Linked DNA regions of Homo sapiens: all the other regions are linked to region 3. Evidence: read pairs that join two places in POLR2A ChIA-PET (ENCODE). Cell type or tissue: CD4-positive, alpha-beta T cell. All regions are shown on one strand.

Evidence for each region. Peaks named below come from ENCODE experiments on the same cell type or tissue, not always from the same donor. Only the 100,000 strongest peaks of a DNase experiment are listed, where the experiment ranks them.
Region 1: POLR2A ChIA-PET joins it to region 3 with 13 read pairs; 7 of 35 experiments call an interaction of 5 or more read pairs at or near these places.
Region 2: POLR2A ChIA-PET joins it to region 3 with 44 read pairs; 11 of 35 experiments call an interaction of 5 or more read pairs at or near these places.
Region 4: POLR2A ChIA-PET joins it to region 3 with 16 read pairs; 11 of 35 experiments call an interaction of 5 or more read pairs at or near these places.
Region 5: POLR2A ChIA-PET joins it to region 3 with 26 read pairs; 11 of 35 experiments call an interaction of 5 or more read pairs at or near these places.
Region 6: POLR2A ChIA-PET joins it to region 3 with 20 read pairs; 11 of 35 experiments call an interaction of 5 or more read pairs at or near these places.

Annotation. Positions count from the first base shown.
Region 1 is chr13:99,411,563-99,415,562 of GRCh38, forward strand. No RefSeq gene overlaps it. Among named protein-coding and RNA genes, the nearest start is that of LNCARGI, 19 kb to the right of the region's middle. In CD4-positive, alpha-beta T cell, no CTCF peak of the experiment used is centred here; a DNase peak (open chromatin) is centred at 1,929; H3K4me3 peaks cover 2,085 bases; H3K27ac peaks cover 915 bases.
Region 2 is chr13:99,359,625-99,363,624 of GRCh38, forward strand. The region is part of intron 7 of UBAC2 (UBA domain containing 2); the gene reads left to right. Among named protein-coding and RNA genes, the nearest start is that of MIR623, 5.5 kb to the left of the region's middle. In CD4-positive, alpha-beta T cell, no CTCF peak of the experiment used is centred here; a DNase peak (open chromatin) is centred at 1,747; H3K4me3 peaks cover 1,032 bases; H3K27ac peaks cover 4,000 bases.
Region 3 is chr13:99,305,761-99,309,760 of GRCh38, forward strand. The region is part of intron 4 of UBAC2 (UBA domain containing 2); the gene reads left to right. GPR183 (G protein-coupled receptor 183) reads right to left here and starts at 1,639. Exons shown (of 2, transcript NM_004951.5): 1 at 1,580-1,639. In CD4-positive, alpha-beta T cell, no CTCF peak of the experiment used is centred here; DNase peaks (open chromatin) are centred at 701, 1,691 and 2,191; H3K4me3 peaks cover 2,811 bases; H3K27ac peaks cover 3,158 bases.
Region 4 is chr13:99,373,778-99,377,777 of GRCh38, forward strand. The region is part of intron 8 of UBAC2 (UBA domain containing 2); the gene reads left to right. Among named protein-coding and RNA genes, the nearest start is that of MIR623, 20 kb to the left of the region's middle. RefSeq lists an enhancer at 2,031-2,100. In CD4-positive, alpha-beta T cell, no CTCF peak of the experiment used is centred here; DNase peaks (open chromatin) are centred at 1,744 and 2,514; H3K27ac peaks cover 2,414 bases.
Region 5 is chr13:99,365,847-99,369,846 of GRCh38, forward strand. It overlaps UBAC2 (UBA domain containing 2), which reads left to right. Exons shown (of 9, transcript NM_001144072.2): 8 at 1,941-2,060. Among named protein-coding and RNA genes, the nearest start is that of MIR623, 12 kb to the left of the region's middle. RefSeq lists enhancers at 219-318, 647-736. In CD4-positive, alpha-beta T cell, no CTCF peak of the experiment used is centred here; DNase peaks (open chromatin) are centred at 395, 1,415, 2,015, 2,385 and 1 weaker place; H3K4me3 peaks cover 1,165 bases; H3K27ac peaks cover 2,969 bases.
Region 6 is chr13:99,385,406-99,389,405 of GRCh38, forward strand. It overlaps UBAC2 (UBA domain containing 2), which reads left to right. Exons shown (of 9, transcript NM_001144072.2): 9 at 1-1,099. Among named protein-coding and RNA genes, the nearest start is that of MIR623, 31 kb to the left of the region's middle. RefSeq lists an enhancer at 1-570. In CD4-positive, alpha-beta T cell, a CTCF peak has its summit at 2,215 (motif pointing right); a DNase peak (open chromatin) is centred at 2,226; H3K27ac peaks cover 2,681 bases.

The sequences.
Region 1 (4,000 bases), 110 kb after region 3:
AGGCCCCAACCCGTGCCTCAGAGTTACCCCCAGCTGTTGATCCTTCTCAGCGGAGACTTCCAAGGTCAGGGAGCAGAGAAAAATCATTCCCACTGTGCCCTCTTCAATATCCTGACCCACAGAATCCACAAACATGATAAAACTATGTTTCCAGTTGCCGTTTTGGGGTAATTTGTTACACAGCCACAGTAACTAGAACAGTATGTTGGACTTCAACAAAAAGCTTACTGACAAAGACATGTTTTACACAGCCATGGTAACTAGAAGAGCACAGAGCACCACCATTTATTTATCCGTTCTACTGTTGCTGCGTGGTGCAGTTGCTGCCAGTTGGGATAATTACACACAGTCCTGCTCTTTATGTACTTTATGTGTTTGGTGAAACTTGTCTACATGTTGCTGAGCATACAGCTGGGAGTGGAACTGCTGGGTCACAGGCTCTGCATGTTTCTACTTTTAGTAGGTCCTGGCAAACAGTTGGTCAAAGTAGCTGTTCTTAATCGTTCCAGCAGTGTGGGGGCACTCCCGTGGCTCCTCTTCCTCACCACCACTTGGTGTTGTCAGTCTTTTTCAGGTTAGCTGTTTTGGTGGGTTGTGGTTTTAACAGCAGTTCCCTGATCACTACTGATGCTGGTCACCTTTTCACATGTTTATTGGCCATGTGGTAATCTTTCTGTATGCCTGTACAAATTGTATGCCCCTTTTTCTATTGGGTTGTTTGTTGAAAACGTGTACATATTTTCCTATTTCAAATGCACTTTTCCCAGTCTGCTAAGTAACCTAGCCTTGCCTTCTTTTTACCCACCTCCATTTCTCTCAGCTGCATTCTGATCATCCTTTAAGCCTTAATTTCCAAACTGTGACAAAAAGAAGAGTGGGAGTGGGTCTATGCAGTGCTCTGTGCACAGCAGGTTGGGGTCACGTGATGGTCTACGTGGTGCACACATAGGCACCAAAGTGTACAGAGGGTGTACAGCTCGCCCAAGGACCACTGTAGCTCATGCAGCCAGCACTGAGATCCAGGTTCTGAATGGCTTACTTCTGCAGTCAGATGCTGACTTGAAGGGCACCAGGTCCATGATCCCCTAAACCTCCCTCGATTCAGGACATAGCTGTCCCCTCCTGAACAATTTGAGGCTGGCTGGTGGGGATCCTGCTGTAGATTGTGCCTCATGTCAACCCAGGTATAGACATCTCTGTCTCATCTCTGCAAATAGAGAAGGAGCTTCTATTCAAATGGAAAGGAAGGGAAGCAAGGCTGAAAGGCAGAGAGAGGAGCACCAGAAAGCCCTTTGAACCTCAGGATGGGTGGATGGATGGATGCATAGATGGATGAATAGATAGAGACAGAGATGCTAGATTAGATAGGCAGGTGGACAGATATGACAGATTACTTAGATATAGAGATGATAGGGATGCTAGAGATGCCAGGTGGCTGATAGATAGATGGATATAGAGATAATAGATGAATAGAGGGACAGAGGATGGATGGATAGATAGAGAGATAGATTGGATAGATAGATGATAAGTAGATAGATGATAGAGAGATATAGAGATGATAGATTACATAATGGATAGATGAATAGAGGGATAGAGGATGAATGAATCCATAGATTAGATAGATAGATAGATAGATAATGTCAGATGGATATAGAGGTGATAGATTAGATAATGGATAGACGAATAGAGAGATAGATGGGTGGGTGGATAGATAAAGATAGGTGAAGATAGAGATGATATATCGACAGAGGTAGAGCTAGTCATGCACTCTGAAAATTGAATTTATACATATTTTTAACTTTATCAAGAATTCCCCAAGTGCTGTGCCAGCTACTGGTTGCATTTGGAAGATGCAAAAGCATGGTCTCCTACTGCCTGCGGTAGAGTGTTAGGACCTGTTTGAGAAGAGAAGACGTGCAGGGGAAACATCGCTAAAGCAAAGCTGCGGCTAGAGCTGTTGAGGTTTTGCTTTCTTCTGAGTTTGGCCCTGATAAAATGGCAACACAGTAAGAAATATGTAAAAACCCACGCAATGATCCTTTTGCTACTTTGTTTTATATTGTTCTTTCTTTTACAGATTACACTCAAGCAAGAGTTTTTTTTCTAGCATTCTAACCCCTTAACTAAGTAAACAGACATGTCCTGGAGTTGGTGAGAGAAGCCACCTCTGCCCTGTCCCACCTTCAGTTCATGAGCTGCTCCCAGGGAAGGAGAGTGCAGAGAACAAACCGAAGGAATGGCAAGATCTCGGAGCACTTGGCCTAGCTCAAGAGTCAAGGACAGCCCCCAGGTGGCTCCTGCCTGCCCTGGGAAAGCAGCCAGGGGAAGCGATTTCCCAGGACCAAAGCAGCCCAGCTTACAGGGGAGGGGCCGGTGAGGGACGCTGGGCACAGGCCTGCCATCTCCTCTGTCTGGGCCAGCCCCAAACCCCAAACTGCACTGCCTACACACACACACACACACACACACACACACACACACACCATTCTTTTTGACCAAACTTTAGTAAGGCTTCCCTAAGCCTTCTTCTTTGGGCTTTCCCAACTTTGGGCGTCCATACGGAACCACCCAGCCTTGATCTCTGGTCACCTCTCTTATCTGGTCAAATTCCTCACCCCCGCCCTCGACATCAGATCACCCTGGCTTTCAGCAGGAATCGGCTTAGGTCATCTTAACAAGAACCCTCATGTTTCCTTTCAGTAATTTCCCATCCCCCAACTCTGCTCCTTGGGGATGAGCCCCATTTTCCTCGTCCTTTTGGGAATGGAGCCCCGCTCTGTCCTGAGGACTTTTCTCCAATTGCAAGAGTTCCTGAGCAAGATCTGCGTCCACCGCTCCAACTGCTGTCGGCTCCAGTTTTCTTTAATAACACCCACACCCACTCACACACGTGCACACACCCATTTACACACATACGTGCACATGCACACCCACTCACCCTACATACCCAAACACATGCACACTCACACACCCACTCTACACACATGCACAACCACACACACATGCACACACCCTACACACCCACTCACACACATGCATACACCCTACATACCCACTCACATGCACACACCCTACACACCCACTCACATGCACACATTCACCCTACACACCCACTCACACAATGCACTCACACACCCATTCACACGTGTGAAAACACACCCACAGATGTGCACACACACCCACTCACACATGCACACACTTCCCCACCCATACACATATGCACACATTCACACATGTGCACACATACCCATTCACACACTTGTACTCACCATGCAGACATGTGCACACACCTACTCACACTCCACTCACATGCTTGCACACCCACTCATATACTCACACGTGTATACTAACACACACCTGCACTTGCATACATAACATTTCCACTCGCTTACACTCACACACATGCTCATGCACACACACATCCACTCATTCACACATACCCACTCACACGTGCACACACACTACACACACCCATCCTCACAGGTGTGTGCACACACTATATATTCGCACACTCACACAGACACACACACTCCATACACACCCCACATATGCACACATGACACACACTTATTCACAAACATGCACACATATATACACACTATACACACACCCACTCACACCCATGCACATGCACTCCACCCACACACACCCATTCACACACACACTCATTCACTCACATACATGCACACTCACACCCACTTTACACACCAACACACATTCAAACGTGCACACACTTGCACACCCACTCACGCATATTCACTCACACACACTGACGCTTCTCACACACTTGCTCACACACTCAAACTCACTCTGTGGAGAAGTGACCCGGGAGCCCCAGGGGTGGGGCAGGCCAACCAGCCCGCACTGAAGTGACCGCTCTTTGGAAGAGCACACAGACTCCAAGGCCCTCTCGTGAGTTTCACCAGCTCCCAACCACGAGAGAAGGTTCCTCTTCCTCCTCCCCTTCTTTCCTGAACAACTTGCTGGCCGAGCAAGGTGG
Region 2 (4,000 bases), 54 kb after region 3:
AGGGCCTGAAGCCACTGGGCCAGCTGTAAACAGTTTTGGCTTTTCCTGTGGACCATGCAAATCTGTCTTTTTCTGTGTGTGCCATGAGGTGGAAAACATTTGAAAGCCTTGGTCCATAGCACACTGAGTAAGTCCTTGTGTGGGCCCTGCCTCGCCTCCCGTGTGCCCAAGCACAGCACCCCTAAAGAGTCACATCGCCCTTCGCTGCCTACCCCATGGTCTCCCCCAGAACCTTCCCTGCATGGTGGCCTGCAGGGGGCCACCGATTGTAGACTGGAGGTGCCCCTGCTGTGTGCTTCACACTTCAAAACCTGGCATGCTGATAAAGGCTTTCTGAGCACCAAAGACTGAGAAGAAAGGGTGCATTTGTTTCCAATGGCCAACAGTCTTAAAATAAGATGAAGATGCTTTTGGAAGTCATTTTGGCTTTTCTAAAACATCGCATTCATAATGCCCCCTCTGTAATTGTTCTCCATTTTACTCTTTTATGGGGCACCAACTTGTACGAGCAGTCAGCTCAGGCTGCAGTGAGCTGAGAGTGGTACTGGCCACCTGGGAAATATGTTCAGGTCTTCCATCCATCACAGCCCTCCAGGATCCTGTAGTCTAGTTGGGAAGACGAGAAACAATACTGTATAAAGTATAAGGCCAAGTAGTAAGGATCAGAATAATCATAGCTAAGCTGCAATAAGCTTATAGATGGCTTTACGTTCTATTTTAAATGTTTCACATGAATTAACTCTTTTGATTCTCATACTCTCCATGTGAGGTGGGTGCAGTTATTATTACCACTTTACAGGTGAGAAAACCAAGGGTCATGGAAATGTTTGAAAATGCATCTAAGGTGTTACAATAAGAGGCAGAGCTGGGATTTGAGCCCAGTTATTCTGGCTCTAGAGACTGTTCTTAACTCAGCTTCCTCTACCTTTTTGTCCCTCTGCCGTTATTCCTTAGCATTGCTTTGCTCCTTGAAGGCGGTATAAACCCACTTAGGCCCCTTTCTTTGAACACCTTGGGGAAAATGCCTTGCTTGCTCTCTTCTCCATCGTTGAAATCATTCTCTTTTAATATTCAGCCCCAGCCCCATCCTCTTGGAAGTCTTACCCCTGTGCTTTGGCCGCAGTGGGTTGATGTCCACTCTGAGCTTTTCTAGTCCTTTTGATTTAGGCCTCACAGCTCCCATCTTAATTATATATCATCTTGCATTGTTCTGGCTTTTCCATTTCTGGGTATCTTGCCTTCCCCCGAGGAGATGGGGCGCTCTTCGGGAGCAAGGATGAGACCGCGTGCCTGGCTCACACTCTCCTGTGGACGCTCGAGTGCCCGAGGTCAGCCACCCGTGAGCTCTTCTGGCTTCTCTAATGTAGACACTGCCTGACCATCCCATCCAGAAACCTTTCAATGCCTGTAGAACATGGATTTCTGTTCCATGGAACTTCTGCTTAATAAAATGTCAGAAACTTTTACTGCTCCTCGGTTGGGAAACCATCATGTATGTATGTATGAATATATATTTATTCATTCATACATGTATATATACACAAGAATTTTTACTTCATTTGAAATCTTCTTACAAACTAATAATAAGTATTTCATAAAACGCCTGTTCAAACTGCAAGCTGTTTCCTTCTTCACTTTTAAAATATGTGGTTATTGCTTTTGAAGAAGACAAAGTAAAGGAAACATTTCCTGTTTATAGAGGCTCATATTTAACCCTACGTAAAGAGCAGATTCATGTCAAAACATCCTAGAACCTAGAGCCGTAACTTTCTGCTTTTTAAGCACTTTTCTACTATCACAGGAGTAGAGGGATTGGGGTTTTGTTTGCTTTGCCTACTCTTTGATTCTCTCACTCTCTTGTAAGAAATGAAATGGAACTCAAAGCCCATTCCCCTTCCACTGTCCTGGAGTGGGTGTGTTGTGTGCCTTTGCATGTTTTTGTATCTTTACTACATACATACTTATCAGGGTTTCTCAACCTAAACACCATTGACATTTTGATCCAGACCATTCTTTGTTATAGCGGCTGCCCTGTACATTGTAGGATGTTTAGCAACATCCCTGACCTCTACCTACTAAATGCCGACAGCACCACCATCCTGTCCCCCCTCCCCTCCTTCACATAACAACCAAAACTGTGAGCAGACATTGCCAAATATCTCCTGGATTGGGGGTAGGAGAACAGAGTCACCATGACCATATATCCATCTAAAAAAGTTAAAATAGACCAGACGCAATGGTGCACATCTATAGTCTCAGCTACTCAGGAGGCTGAGATGGAAGATTGCTTGGGTCCGGGAGTTCAGGACTGCAGTGCGCCATGATTGTGCCTGTGAATAGCCACTGCTCTCCAGTCTGGACAATGTAGCAAGACCCTCATCCCCAAAAAAAGTTAAAATAGTATATATACTCGTGTTCTGAGTATTTTTTAATTTATGTAAATAGTATTACATTTTATTTATATTATTTACATAAACTACATACAATTTATGTAAATGGTATATGTATATGTTGTATATGCATATTCTTGTACAACTTTATTTGTTCATTAAACATTGTATATTTGAGATTTACCCATGTAAATCTAATTCATTTATTGTAGCTGCTTTTATAATGGTCTTTTATATAATAGAACCACTTATTAATTTATTTCCCTCCTTAGGAACAACTGAATTTTTTTCATTTTCTTACTTAATATTACAACCAGTGCTTCACAGAAGATCCTCATACATGACCCCTTCAGCATTCACAGCTCCCTAGAGGTGAAGTTGCCAGGTCATAGACTAGAATAGTTTCACTAGATCTTGACATGTTGCTCTCCAAAAGGGTTGTGTCAGTTTATACTCTCATCAGCAACTTATCAGAGTTCCCATTTCTTTCACATCATTCCCACACTCAGTATTGTTGGGCTGTGTATTTTTGCGAGTCTTGTGGGTATAAAATAACTTGTTTTCATTTGCCTTTCCCTAACACTAGTGAGATTGAATATCTTTTCATATGTTTCTTGACTTGGGATTTCCCCTTCTGTAAATGGAGTATTCATATACATTATCTGCTTTTCTCTTGAGTCACTTATTTTTTTCTCATTGATTTATAAGTGTTGTCTTATAAGTTCATAAGTGTCATTGATTTATTAAGTCTCATTGATTTGTAACTTTTGAATTTTGAGCATATAGCAGTTATATGTTGTAAACATTTTCTCTCAATCTGTAGTTTGTCTTATTTAATTCAGTAACAATTGAACTTTTAATACAAAAGTTCTTACAGGTAAAGTAATTTTTAACCACTTTTTTCATTGTGATTTATACTTCGTATTTCTGTTTTAGATATCCTTTCCTATCCTAATGACATGAAAATAATCTCCTATTTCTTCAAAAAAATTTTCACAGTTTGGCTTTCCACATTTAAATCTTTAATCTTAGTTTTTATTTTTGTGGGTGGTGTGAAGTAAGGGCCTAGTTTTATCTTTTCCCTATCTATAGCCAGTTGTCCCAGGACTGTATTCAGTACGGGCTCATAACCAAGTGCCCATGTTTACTGTTGATTCCTAGACTCTGTCTTCTGTTTGGATTTTTTGCCTAACTTCCACTAATACCACATGACTTTAATTACTGCAGTCTAATAGTAAGTCCTAATAACTGGTAGAGAAATCCTTTCTTATATTTCTTCAAAATAGTCATGCCTAGTTTTGAGCTTTAACTTCAAGTAGTCTAGTCCCACCAAAATATACACATGTGCATACTTTTGAATTTTGAGTATATAGCAGTTAGGGAATAGGAATAATAATAGGAATCTGACTCCACATGACAGATAACACAACATAGCAGAAACTTAACCGAGGTAGTTTATTTCTGTCTTGTATAGAAGTCCAGCAGTGGGCAGCCCAGGCCGGCGGGGCAGTGTCCTGAAGGTGTCAGCCCCCGGCTCTTTGCTGCTGCTGTATCCTCAGCACAGGGCTTCCACCTGATCCTCTAAGAAGGGCGAGCCCCTGCCTCTGAGG
Region 3 (4,000 bases):
TTCTTTGTGGTTTTATGTCCAAAAAGTGCAGTGAACCCGCAGAGAGAAAACATGCTAAAATATAAGAAGTGTGCAGTCCTACCAGTAAGCACAGTTAGATGTGTGATCATCCATAGACTCAGGGCCATTTATTTATTTATTTATTTATCTATCGAGACAGAGTCTCGCATGGTCGCCCAGGCTAGAGTGCAGTGGCGCAATCTCGGCTCACTGCAACCTCCGCCTCCCAGGTTCAAGGGATTCTCCTGCCTCACCCTCTTGAGTAGCTGGGATTATAGGTGAGTGCCACCGTGCCTGGCTAACTTTTATATTTTTAGTAGAGATGGGGTTTCACCATGTTGGCCAGGCTGGTCTCGAACTCCTGATCTCAGGTGATCCGCCTGCCTCGGCCTCCCAAAGTGCTGGGATTACAGGAGTGAGCCACCACACCCAGCCTGATTCAGGGTCTTTATGTAAAATATCCATAACATATCTGTTGGATTCACCCTCTGGTACGTCAGTGGCCAGAGAGATGGGAGAAGAATGATGGGAGACAGTTTTTTAGCACTTATAATGAGAGGCAATGTTGTAAGGACTTGGCAGTAGTAATACTCCCCATTTTACAGGTAAAGCAGCTGAAGCCAGATATTAGGTAACTTGTGTGTGGGGGGGCCACACAGCTTGTAAATTTCATTTGATCCTGATTTCAGAGCCCTTGCTCTTATTACACTATATTGTACTCAGAGTGACACCAAAAAAACAAAATACCACGCCCCCCTCCCCCAACACACACACAAACACACATATATAAAACCCTCACTGCCCTTTAAAGGAAGTCTCTTCACAGCTTCTATTTTGCCAAGTTTCTGTTACCACCATTCCCAACCTGGACATAAATGTTGCCAAAGCACTGCATAGAATTCATTGTGATTTTTTCCCCTCAGGCACATAGAAAAGATACGTTTAGTCTAAGTAAACACAAGTATAAACCACACAACAGACTTTTTTTTCACTTATCTAATTAGTAGTATTTAGCATTTAAAAAGCAAAGATTGGTACTCTTTGCTGGCGGGAGGGTAAATTGGTAAAATGTTTTTGTAGACCAAAAAGTACCGTTTTATATCTAAAGCTTTAGAAAATATACCCTTTGCCCTAGGAATTCTACCCCTGAGATTCTATCCTGAGAAATAATCTTATATTTCTAATAATTCCTATAGCATAGGAATATTCTATATTAAAATAACTTTGTTCCTTTTCCTTCATACTAAGTTATCCTGAAATATTGGCATTATTTGCATAGTTTTGCTTGATACTGTCTTTTGTCATTGTGAGTTTATACAGTAGTACATGAAGTGAGCCCTATTTTTTGACAAAGATATTTCTGGTGGACCCATCGCTTTCAGTCAACTTTATAAGAACTAACTAGACCTACCAGTCAGCAGAGAGAGTAAACTTACATTATTAATATAATTTTTGTTAGAAGTGATGGTAGCTTGTTCTTAAATAGATTGTTTTCCTTTTTACCTTTTACCTTAAAACTTAGGCTTTTAAAGTTTTTCTTTAAAAAGTTTGTTGAAAAAGCAAAAGATCTTGTACTTACATATCAGTGACTCGTTCGGGTCTCTGTGTAGTAGCTGTGAGTAGTTGTCCAAACTGAAGTAAGTTTTAACTGTGGCATGTTGTTTTAAGAGAGGCTGTGCAGACCTCCTTTTATGGTGGTGACTTTTTTTTTCTCTGTCACCCTGTGACTGAGCATGTAATGAGCAGTTAGCCTCGTGTACGTGTGTGCACTTTGTGTTTTTTTTTGTTTTAAATGGGAAGTGAAATTTTTTATAGTGATTAAAAAAAACTATCCAAAAGCCCCTTGGAATTTATGAATTGTTGATATCTGTGGAACTTTATAAATTTTTCTGTAAAGGTTTAAGTATCAAAAAATTCTTTGAAAGAGACTGAAGCAATAAACCTTAACCAAAAAAAAGACCAAGTTACTGATGATTTTATATTGATTTTGCATGTAAAAGTATGGGTTTTTAAATGTTTTAAGGAAAATAGTGTCAACTTTGACAGTGCTTTTTACCTGGAAACTTGGTATCAGGGAGTAGTTTACACATTCCACCTTATCCACAGCTTATGAGAAAGAAACAGGTTTCTGTGGCGTGGGGGTGAGTGACAGTCCAGGATGTGGAGTGGACTGGATTAGTCGCCGTTTTCAGTCGAGAGGCTGCCTGAGTCAGAGGCTGTGTGAGTACTTGAATAACAGGGAAACAGTTGAAGGGAGGCCCATTATAGATAAAATCCAGCCTCTTCAGCACAGGGTGAAAGAGACTCATGCCATTCACCTCATAGTTGTAGTTGACTCAGTTTAAACCAACTAACGTGTCTGTCAGAATGCAGTTTATTTGTAGGCTAAATTACCAGATATGTAGCACTCAGATCAGGAGAGGTGATGTTTACACTTAGTCAGGACTGATCTGGCCATTCCCAGCCACTTCTGGGTGCTGCTTTTTACGAAGACATAGATAACACCTGTGGCAGTGAGGGGCCTGGATAGCAGGTCTTAGGAGAACTGATTAAATAAGCTGGGGATGTGTATGCTTTGTAGGCATAGGGTCATTATCCTTATGCTTGTGGAAACTCTCATAGAAAAGTGTTTACATTGCTTGTGTCAGTCTTCCTAACTCCAGAGACTAGCGGGAGGGTCAGTAAGAAGTTACTGGACATAGCTTTTGGATCAAAAGATGAGAGTCATTCCCAAAAGTTGTGATTATTTTGAAAAATGGAATATGCTGTTTCTTATTTAGATGCTTGAGTAAACTTGATGATTTTGAGGGATGATGTAAACAGAATTGAATCATTTGGTAGGAATTTGTAACTCTGTGATCTCAGAAGCCTTTCTGCTCCAGGATTCTGTAAAAATAGTCGAGTAGCTTTTGCCTCCCACAGATGTCATTAGGTTCTTCTAACGTCTAAAGTGCTGTGAGTATGGAGGAACATTGTCAGACACAAGAAAGAGCATCAAGCAAGTCAGCTGAATTCTTTGGGCCGCCACCTCACTGTGTATAAAATAAAGGTATTGAACTAAATGATCTCCAAGGTAATTCCTAGTACAAAAATTCTATGAGGGGGTAATACAGAGATTTTATGACTTGGTGGATAAACATGACATCATATTCTAGAACTAGTTCATTTAAAACTTAGGCTGCAGAGTACTTGAAGAAGACACTGTTGATAAATTTTTCAGTTTGTTGAAAGACCATTCTGGTGGGGTTTTGCCTGTTAATTTTGAAATAGTTATATTAAGTAAAACATTTTTATATAGTGAAGGACTCAGCTAGTTCAAGTAATTCCTCTGACAAACTGGATCTGTCCTCCCAACCTTCTTTTTTTTTTTTGAGACAGAGTCTCGCTCTCACCAGGCTGGAGTGCAGGGGTGTGCTGTCGGCTCACTGCAACCTCCACCTCCCGGCTTCAAGCAATTCTCCTGCCTCAGCCTCCCGAGTAGCTGGGACTACAGGCATATGCCACCATGCCCAGCTAATTTTTGTATTTTTAGTAGAGACAAGGTTTCACCATGTTGGCCAGGATGGTCTCAATCTCTTGACCTCATGATCTGCCTGCATTGGCCTCCCAAAGTGCTGGGATTACAGGTGTGAGCCACCGTGCCCAGCCCCTTTTTTTTGATATCAGAGTAGTCAGGCAGATGAAGAAGAGGTGATGGGGTCATTATCCTGTAAGAGGCCGCTGAAGCTGTATATTAGATCATTTCATGAGCTCACAAACCTTGTTTTTATTGCTGTTGAAAGTTACCAGGGTTTCTTGAGTTGTGATTGTACTGTAAAAGTAGAGTTGGCCTTTACAGTTTTTTTGTTTGTTTGTTTGGAGACAGGGTCTCACTCTGTTGCCCAGGCTGGAGTGCAGTGGCACGATCTTGGCTCACTGCAACCTCTGCCTCCTGGGCTCAAGTGATCCTCCCACCTCAGCTTCCTAAGTAGCTGGGGCTACAGGCACATGCCACCACGCC
Region 4 (4,000 bases), 68 kb after region 3:
ACAGGCTCGCCAAGGGTCTGATGTGTGGCATGTGGTTATACTCTAGACACCAAGGAACCATGCGGGATCTTACACAAGAAACACCATCATTGGGTTTCCCAAGAGGATGGACTGGACACAGAGGAGGGGGCAGGTTATAATCTTATAATTTTCTCTATCCAGGCCCAGGAAACATGGTGCAACTGCCCAGACAAGAGATGTTACCATTTGGTGCATTAATATTAATAATACATTTATAATGCATGTCAAACGACAGAATTACAGCAAATTTAGTGACAGATCTATTTGGCTTTTATTTGCAACTTATGAATTAGTGCAGCCTCCATTCTACAAAACAGAATGTGAGCTCCCGCCAGGCAGTACTGGAACAGTGCATTTTGTAAGAAGGAAACAGAGCAATAGAAAAATAACTGATAGGTTAACATTGAGTTACTTCAGGTTGCTTTTTTTTTAAGGGTTAAAGCAGAGGGGAGTTCCTTATTATGCTGACTTGTGTAGTCTGGGATCTCCTATTTTTAGAAAAAGCAGGTCTTCTTGTTTTGGGATCTGTCTGCTTCCTTAAAGTTTCAATTTGATTGTGTGGCATTTAGCATGAGTGACTCCATTTAGTTTGGTCTTCTGGTTTGTTGGAGCCCAAAACAATGGCGTCCCATAATTTTGGTCAATTCACATGACACGTCGTGTGGATTCTGTTTATGTCTCTGAGATATCCATTAGCCCAAGTAGAGAGAATGGCTTTAAACCCACAAGGTGCTTTCACTCTTAGCTGATAAATAGCAAAATGTATTTAGTATTAGAGAATCTAAATCTTAATGAGGCTGTCTCCTCTCTTCTCATCTCAGGAATCCTTACCACTGTCTCCAGAAAACCCACCGAAACTCCTAAAATGCTCACCTTCTGAAAGCAGGGCTCTAATATTTATTGGTTTTGAGACACATCTCGTGCTTCTGCTCTGAGTAGCCAAGCATGGCAGCACATTGGGTATTGGGTTAGCCTCCCATGGCGTCTGGTCTCCCTGTGGACAGCGAGCTTCCTGAGGGCTGGGGCCATGTCTGCCTTGTTTGCTACCCTATGAAAAGCCTGATACACACAGGTGCCCCAGCATCGGTCGGAGAAGGGTTGAACACGAAGGTGTGGCCAGTAAACTTCCCTTTCAGAACTCTTGTTTTCACATAAAAAATGTGCTAGAGAGTGGTATTATGCCAGGTTTTTCCATTGCTTGCTCTAGTAGATTGGAAATACGTTTTCTAACAAGATCCCAAAGTTAGATGTGTTACAATGAAATACTAGATGGTACTCAAATAGTAACCAACTTTTGTGGGGTGTCTCATTCTGCTGGGTGCTCTGAGAGATGTACACAAAGGAGCTCAGCCAGCCTTAACTAAAGACCTGCTCCATACAAGACCCTGACGAGGCTCTAGACACAGTTGGTCTCAGAGCAGCCCAGAACGCTGGCAGGGTCTGTAATAACCAGAAACCTGAGTTCAACCAAGAGATGTGAAAGGAGGGGGGATCTGCAGTTCTCCCAAGGAAGAGAGTGGTCAGACAGGGAGAGGGGGGTGGGGGCTGCACTGCCTTGCAAGGGTCTCGGCCATGCGTCAGCATGGGGGTGGGCAGCTGGTGCCAACAGGTAACCGGTGCCAGTTGCTATGACAGCAGTGGGCGAGGCAGGCCCAGCACATCTGGGCTCCCCCAACAGGGTGTGCATGCTACCCTGCACCCAGTGTGAGCTCAGGATCGGGTGGGGGCCGTCTTCAGGTGGGCATCGCTTTCTGCAAGCGTCAGAATATGGGAAGTAAAAACCCAAAAAAAACATTTGTTTTTGACGCACTTAGCTAAAAGGGAAGTTAAAGAAAACCACACTCTAGTTTGAATAAACCAAAAGGAGTCTTTCACTGAGGGGAGTTGCTAGAAATCTCATTGGAATGAATGTCCCATTTTACTTATGTCAAAGAGGAGTTGAATTGCAAGTAAAATACCAAAGTGGGATTTCATTTATTTTCTTTTCTCTTTTCCTTTTTCCCTTTTTTTTTTTTTTTTTTTTGAGACATGGTCTTGCTCTGTATCCCAAGCTGGAGTGCAGTGGTGCTATCATGGCTCACCGCAACCTCGACCTCCTGGGTTCAAGCCATCCTCCCAACTCTGCCTCCTGAGTAACTGGGACTACAGGCACATGCCACCAAGCCCAGCTAATTTTTTTTTTTTTTTTTTTTGGTAGAGACAAGGGTTGCCCAGGCTGGCATTTTCTTAAATGAGAATTATCTTGAGGTAGTAGGCACACACATCCCAATCATAGATGTTTAAAAATAAAAAATAAGGAAAGAGAAACTGGTACAGATTTATTTCCATCTCTAGGGTGTTTTCCTCATTCAGTGGGTTCTCTGAAAAGCACATTATTAGGGAATGTATTCCATCTTGCTCTCCTTTGGAACATTGTCAGGTGACAGTGACAGTGCTCTTGTGGCAACGCCTATTTCTGTCATGCTCCCCTGCCTTGGTCAGCCAGCCATGTGGAAGTGTCACACCAGGGCTGGTGAAGGGCTGCTGACGCCTGTGGTTCAGAAGCTCGTGACGAAAGGCAACTGATGGAGTCACACCTTGCTCCACTGGGGCACCCTGGACACCTCCAAGAGGGTCTTCATCCCTGTGGGGGCTCTGGTGGGGCACCCTGGACACCTCCAGAGTGGGTCTTCATCCCCGTGAGGGCGGAGCTGGAGTTTGCCATTGCCACAGCACCAGCTGCACCTTGGTGTCCTCTGAGTAGCCTTATCTCTGCTCCTCACCTCTGGAAGTCAGGTTTCCTGTTACGGAAAGCAGGCTCTGGATGTTACATTTGGGGAATGTTAGTGTCTAGAAATAAGAAATAAGTAGATGTGGAAGACAGGAAAGCAAAGCATGCTGGAGGCGAACCCAACTAGAGCTGGCTTCTCAATGAAGTTAGAGGAAGGAATCATTTCGATTTGGGGGCTAGAAACCAAGCTGCACTCTAATCTGATATTTTGTGGTGAGGATTTTTAGGCAGAAACTTCTTGTGATGCCTGAGCAGGAGGAAGGTACTCGCTGTGCTCTGAGATGGAGAGGGAATGTTGAAAGAACACCTTTTTAGAAAATTTCTTTGAGACATTTTTAAAATTTTCCAGACCAATGAATGACTGCAAGCCCATGAAGCCAACACTGACGAAGTTGCAGTATGCAGCGCCGTGCCTCGCCTCGCCTCGCCTCACCATTGCCTCCACTCACGCCAGAACAAGTGTCTATCCTAGCACAGTCTTTTCCAGAGTCTCAGTGTCCTACCAGCATTCTCATTTTGTCCTCCACATGTTTATTGGTCACTTTTGATCTTCACATTCAGCCTTCTCTAACTGGTGCTGGGCACCGGGTGTGTCAGGCTCTGTGTTGGGGGGAAGCAAGCCAGGCCTGGTGCCAGCCCTCAAGGGAGCTCACCGTCTATGAGGGAGACCAGATCCATGCAAGGCCCTAACCCAGTACCCAACTCATGCAAGTACCTAGTGCCAGTCCTTAGAGCAGAGGAGACCTGTAAACATTCATTCCTGTACTTTAACAACTTGACATCAGGAGATTTTACATTGAAACTTTCTCTTCCTGTGGATGTTAGATCGGATCAGGTGCTCATGGTGAGTTCTGATGCTTCTCATCCCAGTAGCTGGACTACAGAGACAGGAAGCAGCCTGCAGAGAAAATGAAGTAGTCCAGGGTTTCAGTGTGAGTTAATGTGTGTTGTGGCTAAAATGTGGTGCTTTCGATAGGGAGAGAGATGGGCTGACCATCTATAATACCATTATTTATATAGTCATCAGAGTTGTGTATTTGCTAAACTTTATAAATACATAAAGTGTATTTTAGAACAACACAGTCTTTTTGTTAGAATGTTATGCTCACCATTTAAAAAGATTGTTCCTGTCTTTCTGACTTCTTTAGGGCCCACCACACACCTGGCCCCGCTGCCCTCCATAGGAGAATAGTGGTCCTGAGAGGTCAT
Region 5 (4,000 bases), 60 kb after region 3:
TATGTCTGGATGCTTCCACTTCTCTTGTAATTCTATTAATTTTTGCTTTCTGTGTTTTGATGCCATTGTGTTACATATAAATATGATATTCATGTATTCTATTGATTTTATCCCTAATACTGCCTTTTTTTGCCTTCGAGGTCTATTTATTTGGCATGAATGTAGCAACAACAGCTTTCTTTGATTAGTATTTCTCTGATTTTTTTCCATCTCTTTACATCAACTTGTGTACGTCTTTATATTTTAGATTTATCTTTTGTGGGGAGGAGGTGAGAGGTGAGAGTGGCTTCTGTTTCCCTAATTTTTTTTCACATCTGTTTTTTCTCATAATACCTTATTCTTTTCTTTAAGGTCCTCCTGTGACGTCCTAGTCTTTTTGAAGTGTGTAATCATTTTCAGATCCTCCTATATTCAGGTCCTTGGGGACCCAGTCTCTTGTGTGTTTTGTGTGCCGACTTGCTCATCATGGGTGATTTCCTTGTGGATTTTGTGGTTTTGAATTCTGAGTTTTTCCCCACTGGAGCTTTAACTATAAATCCCATGTAACCCCAAGGCAAGAGAATATCTCTCCAGAGTAATTTTACATTTGCTTTTGCTTGGCTCCTTCGATATCTCCATCCCAAAACCAATCTTTATGTAACTTTTTTGATGGGTTCTGAGACCATGAATATAACAACATATGTATAGTATAACTTGAACCCCAAATTTGCCTGTGGTTCTTAATTCTCAGGCAGGACCAAGATTCCTGCTGTCTCCGGGGGAAGACAGGCTTTTTAGTTTGATTTTTTTTTCATCCCTTTCGCTGAGGGTGCTGCCATTTGAAGATTGTATCTTTAGACAGATAATTGAGCTCAAAATTGCTGCCTCTTTCAGACCCAAGGCCGCATCTTCCGAACTCAAACAGTGATAGAACCCAAGTGGTCCTGGGTGAGCAGGGCCTCTGCTCCCCCGTCTCCCAGGCTGCTCACAGTGTGCGGCTCTGCTTCCCACGCCCACTTGTTCCTGAGGCCTTGCAACTCCACTTACTTCTTTCATATTTAGCTGTGTATAGAAATATTTATCTATTAATAGCATTTTTAGGTGTTTGTAGTAGGAAGAGTTTCAGATCTTAGTCTATAATTTTGTCAGGACTAGAAGACTTCTAGAAATAGAGATTTAAATTAATAAATTCAAAGATTGCCATATAGCTAGAAACATGGATTTTTTTAAAGCAGCATGTGATGCATTTTTCTTCCCATGGTGGCTTCTTTTTTGTTGGTGACATAGACTAAGCCAGGAACGGCATTGCTGTCAGTCTTCAGGATCCGTGGAGCCACCCTCAGAAAGATGGTTACTGATGCTCACTTCTCACCTTTTTGCTGTTTGTCAGATTTCCCTTCACACTCTCTAGCCTGTTGCTGAGGTTTTATCACAGTCTGCAGTCTTCCTCCACTGTGTGCGCTCAGGATTTACTTCAGTCATAAGAAGAAGAAAGGTAGAGCAGGGGAGCATTTTAAGGGCCGTGATGGAAACACCAGATTTCTGGCTGCCCTCAGTGATTTAGCCTCGTCTCCATGCCTTCCTTCCTATCACACCCTGCAAAGCCCTGAGCTCCTAAGAGTTAACTGGAGTTGGGACAGTCAGTGGCGTCACAGTCGGGCTGAAATTAGGAGTGTCTGTACAGTGTCTTTCACTGCCTTCCAGAGCCACAGTGCACAAAGAGCTTTTACACTGCCTATTACTTTCTTTTCTCCTGAGCACCTACTGCAGGCTGCCAATTTTGTGCTATTGACTGAAGGATGTTGTGATACTTTTGAATTTGAATTGCTTGCATAGAGCGGATCAATATGATACTTCCTTCCCAGTCTATAGATGTAACTGCATTGAGAGAAAGCTCTTCCAAGCATTATGATGATTCTGCTCCTTCTGTGTCTGATAACTGTGTGTTGATCTCTTTTTAGGGAGGAATGATCAATTGGAATCGTCTTTTTCCTCCTTTACGTCAGCGACAAAACGTAAACTATCAGGGCGGTCGGCAGTCTGAGCCAGCAGCGCCCCCTCTAGAAGTTTCTGAGGAACAGGTAATTAATCAGTAATACCTGGTACTCATTCTAAATCCATGTTTCAGAGTTGAAGCAGTTTCGATCAACAGGACTCAAAAGTAATCAAGCGTGTAAATACAAAGATGGTGACAGCAGTCCATCTGCCACCATGATAGAGACTTTGGGCTTTTTTTTGGCTATTGTGGTTCTTACGAGTTTAAGGAAGGCATTATTGGTTGGGGGGCGGCGGGTGGGAATGTATTATGGTAGCTTGTTTTAGATGCTCTTACACTTCATATATACAAGAAACTAATGAGATTGGTTCTCTGTGAAGGATCGGGGACAAGGAGGTGGGAGGATGGGGAGGGAGTGTGCCTTTGGCATGGTTTCACTTTTGTATGGTTTTGAGTCATGTTAATGTTTTACATATTCAACAAGCAAACCAAAAGGACAGGGACAAATGTAAAACTGAAAAGAAACAAACAAATGCTCTAACTGCATTTCAAATGAATAACATAATCACATTGAAGGAGGGAAAATGGATTTCAGTAACGTTTGTACCGGATATACCCTCAGTCTAATGAAGAAACAAAAAGAACTGCAAACAAATCTTAAACATTTCTTCAAGGTTTAGTTTTCATAAAGGTATGAGTATAGCAATTCTAAAATTATGCTGTGTGTATTATAGATTTGAGCAAATGAGGAACTCGGTTGATTTTATTGTGGAAGAAGGAAAATAAATATATAAAGCAGGGAAAGGCAAGGGAGAACCCTGTGGGGTTGGAAAGGAATTATCACTATCATCGTAAACTCATGAGAGAGTGTGTGTGTGTGTGTGTGTGTGTGTGTGTGTGTGTGTACACATACCCTCACTCTGACCGAGAGGGCTCAGAAGCAGTGGCCTCCTGGTAGCAGTGGGCTCACCTACTGCCCAGATCTGGTTTCTAAACACTCCTCCCCACTAAAAGGAACCAGGCCTATTTAGGAAAACGGTGGATTCCAGGCCCAGTGTAGGGAACGTACAGGATAGCCCTGGATCATCGTGTGCCAGGAAAGTAAGGAAGTGATCAGTCACTGCTGGGGCCTGTCAGAAGGACACTGGAGCCAGCTGCGGGATCCCACTGGCCACATCTAGGGCATCGGCTTGGGGATCAGAATAAATAAAGGATAGTAAGAATACATGCATTATAATAGTAGATAAATATTTATATAAATACATACACTGGAGGGAAGGAAATGCTTTTCCTAAATGGAATGTCAAGTAATAAATATACAAAGAATGATAGTATCAGAAAATCACAAATTTGCAAGCATCGTAATAAAAATCCATTCAGGGAAAAATGATCAATATATGAAGACTAGGCTATTTATATATAGATGGTCCCTGACCTATAATTGTCGAACTTTAACAATTTTTCAATTTTACAGTGGTGCAAAAGTGATACATACTCAGTAGAAGCCATACATCAAATTTTGAGTTTTGCTCTTTTCCCAGGCCAGCGATACGTGGTACGAGACTCTTTTGCGATGCTGGGCAGCGACTGTGAACCGTTCTGTTTTTCACTTGCAGCACGATACTCAATAATTACATGAGATAGTCAATACTCTAGATTTGTGAGAGATGATTTTGCCCAACTGTAGGGTAATGTTAAGTGTTCTGAGCATCTTTAAGGTAGGCTAGATTAAGCTGTGATATTCAGTAGGTTAAGTGTACTAAATGCATTTCAACTTATGATATTTTCAACGTACAGTGGATTTATTGGGACTTAACTCCATCGTAGGTTGAGGAGCGCTTGTAATCTCAAAGTATCCCTCCACAAGTTACTTACTAATTATAAAGGAAAACCGTAATTCTACAGAAGAGAAATTGGACACCACCTTAACCAGGTTATCAAAATTAACATCACCAATTATGGAACAAAGAATTATTATGTTCATATCCTGAAAAGGACCTATCAGTTATGTCCTTGTAACATATG
Region 6 (4,000 bases), 80 kb after region 3:
CCCGGGGACCGAGCATCTCTGGTGCTGATGTTCTTGTGGGAAGAGGGAGGTTCCACCGCACCCCTGCCCTCAACCGCAAGACTGTTGCCGTTTTAGTGTGGAGATAAGTTTGCCATTACATTAGCATGTATTTTCTATCTATATTTTTTATTGGGCATTTTCCCTAGGTTGGAGAGTCAGCACTCGTTTTGAATGTGTTTAAAATGCATTAAAATGGAAGATTTCTGCAGGCAGTTGAATGGCACTCCAGATGGGGAATTGCTGTAACCCTCTTACTGTAACATGTCATCTCCTGCGTCGTGATGGGGAGAGGGTAATGTTACTTCACAAAGGACATGTCAGATCCTTCTTCATGGACTTTTTTAGTTACTGTTTTTTCTCTCAAACTTGTTTTCGAATCTCCTGGGAGTGAGGGAGAAACAGGGAGCTGAATCCTCCCCCAAGCTGTTCCAGGCCAGAGGACTCTGCAGTACCTTCTCCTACATCTAGTAACAAAGAATGGTGATAACCATGCACTGGTTCAAGGTTCTGGAGTTCTCCATGAAACTTGGGTTAATTTTGCTCAGAGTATCCAGAGTTAGCCACTAGGCTGCGGGTGAAATGGGATGGAGAAGAACAACAGCAGGCTTCCTGGAGCCACATGGGCTGACTAGGGCACTCTGTGGCTGGCCTGGCATGGGCTCAGCCCAGGAAGAGGAGAAACGATCCCTTGCCTGCCCCTCCCTGTGGCAGGGCTAACTGCCTGGCCCTCCTGGCTCGCAGCCAGCCAGCCCCCTGGCAGCAGGTTCTCCTCAGGGCTTGGGTCTTCAACCTGTGGCGACAGGAGGCAGGGCAGACTGTGGAGGACAGGATGCAGGTCAGGGAGAGGGAAGGCAGGGGTGGACCGCCATGAGCATGAAAAGACCCGAAGCAAGTTGACTCTTGCAATGTGCAACTGTTATGTTCTGCAAAATGAGCAACGATGTATCAAATTGATGCAAATTTAGATGTTGATACTTACAATAAAGTTTTTAATGTGTTTTACTCTTCAGTATTTTTCTATCAGACTTGTACAAATAAAGCCTTGTTCCAGGCTATACATATTTACCAGTCAACCAAATCCTCCGCACTGCTCGTCTTTCTTCAGACGACTGGGTGCTCATTTGAAGTGAGTGAAGTGCTTTTGTTCCTGTAAGTAGCACTGCCCACAGTGGCATTACCTGTGCAAACCTGGAAGCTCGGCCTCACTGAGGCTGCCTGGGGCCACTAGCTGCTCAGAGGGGGGTCGAGGTGACTTTCTTGGAGCCCAGCTGGTCCCACGCACAAGCCCCTCCTTGAATCTGAATTGCGCCATCTCGGGTTGCAAGGAACAGTTGATGGTGGTGGAGATGTCCCTGACTTCATTCCCTAACTAGGCCACAGTCAACACCTCCTGAGTGCTGAGCAAAGCCGTGTGTGTCTGACCTCTGAGGCAAACCAAAATCCACTCTCTGTGTTCCCCGTGCAAAGGAGCACAGGCAGAGAACACCCAAAAATACACCCCCTCCTCCATGCTACCCCTTTAAACAGCACCTAGCCAAGTAAAACCAAACCAGAGGCAAAGGTATCCCTTGGAGACGGGGGCAGCAAATAGCCCCTTTGCAAGTAGCTAATTAGAGGCCTTGATTCACACTTGCCAGCTGTTCTTGAGTGTTTGCTAATCAGGATTCCCTTTGGAATGAGATTGTATTTTGGAGACCTTTGTCCTGCCCACAGGAACCTCAGTGACCCTCTATGTTGGTTGTTTAGAGAGTAGAGGATTGAGGACCTAAATAGTGGCAGAGCTGGGAGACAACTACAGGCTTGGTTTGTTCTCTTTAGTTCTTTCAGCCTCTTTCCCAGTTCCTTACAGCTGCCAAGTCCTCGCCTTTGCAGTGGTGGCCCGTGGTTCTCCATCCTTGTCATGCAACTACCAGGCCACTCTCCCTCCATCACCACCCTCTGGACACACACACACACACACACACACACACACAACACGCCTGCCTTTTCACGCTTGACCATGTTTTCTGTCTTACTGGGGTTCGCGTTGCTCACCCACTCTTGCTTCCTGCAAATATTGACACAAAAACATCTACACAGACATTCCCCGCAGAAGTTTGAATACCTGAGAGCTTCCACACCTCTTGTCAAGACACTGGGACTCTTTTTTCAGGCCGATGGCACCCCCAAGGAAGACCTGCGGAGCCATCCCAGCCAGAGGAGGGCGCCAGTGAGCCACTTGACTGGGCTTCCTGAGGTCTAGAAAAGGTTTAGCCTTTTGATTTTGTGCACGTGGTAACAGATGGGGCTTAATTTTTGGGTGAGCAGATTCTAGATTGTGAATTGAGAAGGTAAGATTTTCCATAGTGACCCCCTGCTCCTGACATTAAGGAAAGCCTGCCTGTGAAGTTCTGATTTGTAAAGCTAGGGTGAGTTTGGGTTAGAAAGGTGGAGATGTTAGGGAAATTGAGTACAAAATTGTGAACACATTCCAGTGTCATTTAGAATATTCTGTGAGTCCCTGAGTTTACGTTCCTACAATTGTTCTTAAGTTGAAATGGAAGTGTCTAAAACCATAGACTTAAGAATTTTATCTTAACCTGAGAGCTTACCTGATACTTAATTTGTGAGAATCAGGAGTATTTTCTTCGCTTCCAAGTTCCCCTAACCAATAGTGTTTTTGTAAAGGGGTGGACCAAGAACGCCAAAATGGGCTTTACAGCTCAGACTAAAATTCCAGCTCTGAGACTGAAATCTTACACATGATAAAAATTGCCAGAAGCATGTGAATTTATAACCTGCCAATACAGCCCTGTCTGATGGAGAAACAACCCCACTAGCTACATTGTAACAATGCCACGGATAGACTTGGGGTTCAGGTAGAAGGGCTGGACAATGCCATGAATAGACTTGGGGTTCAGGTAGAAGGGCTGGGGGAAGTGATCACTGGATGTTGGAAATCAATCTGAACAGAGGCGGGGACTAGAGAGTCAAATCACAAGTCTTGCTCTTGGGATGATGGAGTAAATTGATGACCAGGAATTAGGAGAGAGGAGGGCTGGGGATGGAACCCTGAGGAACTCGGCATCTGGAGTGGAGGAAGAGGTGGAGAGGTGGCAGGAGTATCAGGAGAGGGCAGCCCAGGCTGGGATGTGGGAGTGTCAAGGATTGGGGGGCGGCACTACTGCTGGGAAGGGCCTGGGCGAGGGCAGAGTGGTGGCGGCTTCCAGAGGAAATGTAAAGACTAGTGAGAAAGCGGAGGTGGGGCACAGGCTCAACCAGGGCACTTGGCAGTGGGGAAGGGGAGAGCCAGGGACAGGGACCGTGAGATCCAGGCCCAGAATGGGGTGCACTCAGGAGCCACGAAGCGGGGCACCGCAGAAACCGGAAGCATCCTTCATTCAGTCCCCTGGAACTAGAGGAAGGAGAAAATGAAGGTCGAAGTGAGGACCGAAGGCGAGGAAGCTCCTGTCCTGGAGTCTCTAGCTCCCTAAGAGGAGGGCCTGGGGGCTAACAGAGAGCAGATGGACGTCTTCAAATGAGAGAAACACGAAGGATCTACATTGGCTAGAAACAATAGCTTTGGCCTCTTTTTTATTTTATTTTACTTTATTTTATTTTTGTTTTGAGACACAGTTTCACTCTTGCCCAGGTTGGAGTGCAGTAGTGCCATCTTGGCTCACTACAACCTCTGCCTCCCAGGTTCAAGCAATTCTCCTTCCTTAGCCTCCCAAGTAGCTGGGATTACAAGCGCACACCACTACACCCAGCTAATTTTTGTATTTTTAGTAGAAACGAGGTTTCACCATGTTGGCCAGGCTGGTCTTGAACTCCTGACCTCAGGTGACCCGCCCCTCGGCCTCCCAAAGTGCTGGGGTTACAGGTGTGAGCCACCGTGCCCGGCCCTCTTTTGTTCATTAACTGCAGTGTTGTGGTCTGCTGAACCCCCTGCCTAATGGGAATTTCAAATATCCTAGAAATTTACACAGTGCCAAGAAAC